Linked DNA regions of Homo sapiens: region 2 is linked to region 1. Evidence: chromatin contacts called from ENCODE Hi-C data. All regions are on one chromosome and are shown on one strand. Each heading gives the region's core, a stretch centred on a gene start or an enhancer-like site at or near the end of the contact. The rest is flanking DNA. Distances are from core to core; before and after follow the strand shown. Region 1 has its middle 30 kb from the start of VEPH1. Region 2 holds the start of LXN (latexin).

What was found. Hi-C counts contacts between places; a loop is a spot of excess contacts on that map. Pooled maps may share reads with other maps.
Region 2: a pooled map shows a loop between it and region 1 (4-fold over the local background). The contact joins the promoter of LXN here to the enhancer-like site in region 1. A Hi-C loop is called at or near these places in 2 of 50 pooled maps.

The regions. Positions count from the first base shown.
Region 1 is chr3:157,532,317-157,534,979 of GRCh38, reverse strand. No RefSeq gene overlaps it. Among named protein-coding and RNA genes, the nearest start is that of VEPH1, 30 kb to the right of the region's middle. RefSeq lists a cis regulatory region at 1-227. Within about 2 kb of position 1,324, at least 3 of the 41 ENCODE cell types and tissues checked have a DNase peak (open chromatin) inside an H3K27ac peak, as active enhancers do.
Region 2 is chr3:158,671,333-158,673,995 of GRCh38, reverse strand. It overlaps LXN (latexin), which reads left to right and starts at 1,348. Exons shown (of 6, transcript NM_020169.4): 1 at 1,348-1,646. The coding sequence starts at 1,518. The region is part of intron 13 of GFM1 (G elongation factor mitochondrial 1); the gene reads right to left. RefSeq lists enhancers at 975-1,164, 1,475-1,524, 946-1,538, 1,965-2,024, 1,539-2,131.

The DNA.
Region 1 (2,663 bases), core at 75-2,574:
TTAGTGCCTGTTCCAGGTAGGAAAGACTGCAGAGTCATGTTGAGACAGACCACGCCTCATCCAACAACACAGTCTGTCCAGACCCCAGCATGGTGCAGGAGCTGCAAAATGATGTGGATTGCACCTGATAGAAACAGTGGTGAGATTCACTGGATGGAGGACGCCTGTGATTAGAAGAGAATGTCCCTCTGGTGGCCTTTGTGAACACTTGACAGAGACCTGGAAGGACAATAGTTGTCATTGCAGGTGCTGTGTGGACAGAGAACATGGACATCTTAATGGGGTGCCCATGTAATCCCCTTACAAATTGTGCACAACCCCATGGAAATGGATAGGGGACCACTTCAATTCATATTACATTTTTTACCTTGGCAGAACAGGGATTTGCAAATAAAATTGGACTATTTAATTAGTCTGACTACTATTTAATTTAATTGGACTATTCACATTTTTATCCATCTCTGTTATGAATAGTGATTTTATTGACTGAACCAGCTTTGGAATTACATAGTTTGGGAGGGAGATAATAAATGAGTAAGCAACTAAATTAACAAAATAATTATTGGCTGTGAGAAGTGTCAGAAAGGAAAAAATTAGGATACTAGAAAATAACCAGGACTGACCTAGCTAGGGTGGTGAAGGAAGGCCTGAAGGAACAGCCAGCACAGAGGCCCTGAGGTACGAGGCAGCATGGCCTGCTCTGGGTCCCACAGAAGGCAGCTGAGCCAAGTGAGCAGTGGATTAATGCTGGACAGGTGGTGGGGACCAGAGGGTACAGGACATTGTGGGCCATAATAAGGAATTGAGGTTTTATTTCATGTGTCAGGAGAAGTTAAGGGTTTTAAGCAGGATAAATAATAGTCAAATCTATATTTTAAGAAGACTAATCTGGCTTCTGTGTGGAGACTGGATTGTGGAAGGAGGAACACGAATGGAAACAGTGCTCCAGGGAGAAGCTTCTGCTGTGGTCCAGGCCAGAGACTGCAGAAACTTGAACACAAAATGGAAAAAAAAAAAAAGTGGAAAAATACAAGATCTATTTTAGACATAGAATCAAGAGGACTGGCTGATGCATTTGAGTGTGGGAAGAGGCACAGGTGGATGTCAGTGTGGCTCCCAGGGGTCTGCTTTTAGTAACCGGGTAGACATCAGGGCCGTTTTCTGAAATTGGGAAAGGAGGATGCTGGGAGGATGGTGATGCTTTTTCAGGGACGTGGCAGGAAATCAATTGCTTCAATTTGGACTTACTCAGTTTACTACGGCAAGGAGTCCTCCACATGGAGTTTTCAGACAGGCAGTTAGCTATGACTCAGGGGAAGTGTGTCAGAGGAGAGGTCTGGGGAGATATTCAAAGTCCTGCAAGTGGATGCAATTGTTTAGGAGAAGAGTGAAGGAGAAGAGAAGAGAGCCCGAAACTAAACAGGGAGGAATCCACCATTTAGAAGTCTGGCAGGCAAAGAGGACAAGGTGAGCCTGCCTTTAATGTTAGAATTGTCTTCATATTTCTTTCATTCTTCATTTTCCTCTTGCGGTAGTTCTGCTTGGTGACCAGTGTAGCCTCAGGGAGCTGACAAGAACCGGGCCTATTCCCCATATGTGACTCTTATAAGGCCTGAACGAATCTCCTCATGTCTTGGTTTCCTCAGCTACACAAAAAGGCCACTGTGGTAGCAGCCACTCCTTCCTTAGGGTTGGTGAGAAGTGTCAAGATGGAGTTAGGCTCAAGCACTAAGATTTACATTCAAATGCCAGCCATTTTCTCAGTCTTTATGAATAATCCAGACTTTGTGTTTTGGACCCTTAGACATAGTAACAACGCAAACGGAATCAAAATCATCATTCATATTATTAACAAACATTTCTGAGTAATGTTTTGAGTAAATGCCTAATAAAGTTTAAGAAATAAAAGTAACTCATGTTTATTAAAGAGGAATTACTAGGTTTCCATTCATAAGCTTCAATATCCTGCTTAATGGATTCCATACCTAACATAGAAATCCAGTGAATGAATTATGGTCAAACAGTCTACAAAAATTATATGGTTTCCTTTTTTACTGTTGTTTCCCCTACGTGAAATAACAATGAGGAATGTAGCTTGAATAAAGGCATTTCTTGTAACAGAATGAAAGCATTAGGGTGACGCTGGTTGTATTTTAGCTGACTGGAGAGCCTCAAAGCTTTATGGTCAGAATGTGCCCCCTTGTGGAAGATGTGAGTAAAAAACAGTAGAGAGGAAACAGTATTGTGGCCGAGATCTTGGGAAAGAATTGAAGGTGGGAGAGGACTAAAGAGGCAGGAAGCAATGAATTAAAAGCCTGTTGACTACACTTCGTAAAGAACCATATAAGGAAGAAGGCATTGTATCAAATAAGGAAATGAGTGTAGCCAGGTGGAAAGGAGAACCTGGGTTAGGTAAGCTCGCAGTCTTAGGTTCTAGAAAACTTCAATCATTAATAATGAGTATAAATGAAATAGCCACTGAATTAGGCATTTCAGAGTGCTGTCTCTGAGCTCAGCCTGGCTGGGTGCAAATCATGGCTCTGTTAGTAGCTGTGTGACTTTAGGGCGTCATTTTACTGTTCTCTAAGCTTCAGTCATCCCATGTGAAAAACAGAATAGTAACAGTGCCTTTTTAGATGCTGGCTGTTGTTGTAGGTAAAGGT
Region 2 (2,663 bases), core at 99-2,598, 1.1 Mb before region 1:
AGATGATGGGCAAGCAGACAGATGGTATTTAAAGGCAAAGTCAATCAGAACCCCCAAATCCCAGGAGACAATAATAAGCATGAAACTGAGGCCAAAGTCCAGAATCCAGATTTACTGCAGAATCTACATAATCAGAAAGAGATACACCTCAAGAGTCTTGGGTGTGTGCATTACTACCAAGTTAAAGGTCCTGGCCAGGCATGGTGGCTTATGCCTGTAATCCCAGCACTTTGGGAGGCTAAGGTGGGTGGATCACCTGAGGTCAGGAGTTTGAGACCAGCCTAGCCTAAACCCGTCTCTACTAAAAATACAAAAAACTAGCCGGGCATTGTGGTGGGCACCTGTAATCCCAGCTACTCTGGAGGCTGAGGCAGGAGAACTGCTTGAACCCAGGAGGCGGACGTTGCAGTGAGCCGAGATAGCACCATTGCACTCCAGCCTAGGCAACAAGAGTGAAATTCCATCTCAAAAAAAAAAAAAAAAAAAAGAAAAGAAAAGAAAAAAAGGTCTCAATCCAGGCAGCGAAGACCTTGGCCAAACTTTGGTAGAATCTCCAAGTTATCCTAGCCCAATTAACCTAAGACCACCAAGGATAAACCTGTACTTCTACAAAGTCAGGTTTATAGGCCCATTGCAATGAGGTAGACCACATACCAGAGAGAGTGCTTTGTATAAGTTCAGTTTTTAAGTTTATTTTAATCCTTGAAGTAAAATATTCAAAATGACTCAAGTTGGAAGCATGGCGTTACATCAAAACTTATCATTTTAAGATTAGTAAAGGAGAGGGGTACAGGTGCATTTTTTTATTTCTCCTGATCCAAATTACATAATCTCCCAATTTAATACTATAGTTTGCAGATTCTCATACTTTGATTTGGGCAGAACTGGTCCAAACCCACAAAAAGCTGAGGATGAGCAAGCCTCTTCCTGGACTCTCATAAGGGGAAGGGAAATGAAGGAATCGAATCACTACCTGGAGTACTGTGTACCTTGCCCTGCCAGGGACGCTGCATGCGGTGTATAAGGAAGTTGTGCTCCAGTATGCAAGCGAAGCAACCAGACTTTTTTCCCATGGACAGGAAACTAGAGTCTTCAGAGATGTCCTATATCAGCGAAAGCCCCACCCTGCACTTCTATAAAGGTTAATGAAACGAAAGATGCAATCCCAGCGAACCTAGCCCACTGACTCCCTCCCCACACCTCCACCTGCTGGTGCCTGACAAGCATGCTGGCCTCTCCTCCAGTAGGAACCAGCAGGCGGAGTAAGGAAGCCCGCTGCAGGCAGTAGTGGGGCGGGGCCTCAGAAGCAGTCAGCCCAGGGCTCTCGGATGCAGGGAGCCTGGGCCCAAACAGCAGCTTCCGGAGTCGGAAGGAGCTGAGGAAGAAGACTGACTGAAGGAGCTTGCGACTTTTCCGCCTCGGCAACCGGACCCAGCAGCAAGCAGGACGGGCGGCGCTCTGCTACTGGTCCCGTTAAGCCAGAGTAGCCCAAGCCCTGAAGTCACTGCTCATCCGGAATGGAAATCCCGCCGACCAACTACCCAGCCTCCAGGGCGGCCTTGGTGGCACAGAACTACATCAACTACCAGCAGGGGACCCCGCACAGGGTGTTTGAGGTGCAGAAGGTCAAACAAGCCAGCATGGAGGTGAGTTTAGCAGGGGGTGGTGGACAGCAGAGGCTTCAGGATTGCGCTCCCTCCACTCACCCGCGGTCTCAGCCTTTGGGTGCAGACACTCCGTGCCACCCCCTACCCACCTTCTGTTTTAGGACACACTGCTGGTATCTGGTCTTGAGATATTAAGGTTTCTGGGGGAATGTCTATACTCCAGTCTCTGGAGACAGCCCGGGACTGTTTTCACCTTAAGGCAGAGACAAAGTTTTTACGCACACAGTTACAAGAAAACGGGAACACGCTCTAGGTAAGGGGCAGCACTTTCCTTAAGTGTAAACTGTAGAAACCATTCAAAAGACTACTAAGGCTGCCACGTTTCTCATCTGCTACTCTGATCTGGACCAACAAAAGCTCCCATCTTCCAAGACTCTATTGCCTACATTTTAAGACAAATCCTTATCAGACCCTTTGACCAAAATGAAGGGGGAAACAAACAGCAAGAGAAACTGACAATCAAAGTCAAAGAATAAAAGCACTGTGGGCTGACGCTGGCCTTTAGCCACCCAAACACCGCTACCACATGACTGCCTTAAATGATGTGCACCCTCTGCTAAAGGCTTGAATTAAATGTTTAAGGCCTCAGCAATCACTAACGAGGTTTGTTTTCATTTTACGAAAATCTACTGGATTTGAGATTATCCCTTATTTATCTGACAGAATTTTAACTGCTAACAGTCTTTTAGAGGTGACACAGTAGATCTTATTTTGAAACTGTACCAGATAACAGAATTAGGTATAAATTTTCAATCTGTATCTTGATTTAAAAGTGAAATACCATTTCTTAGTCTTATATAATTTGTTAATCATTTTGCAGTTTCACTAATGTATAAGTAAAAACAATACTTAATTGTATTAAGTCTCCAATTGCTTTGCAGTAATCTGCCTCAAAATGAAATTCACATTCATTGAACATTATTTGGAGGGTACACTGAGCTTTATGAAAAAATCTTTTCAAAGGTGATATTGTCATCTTTAGAATTAAACGCTGTT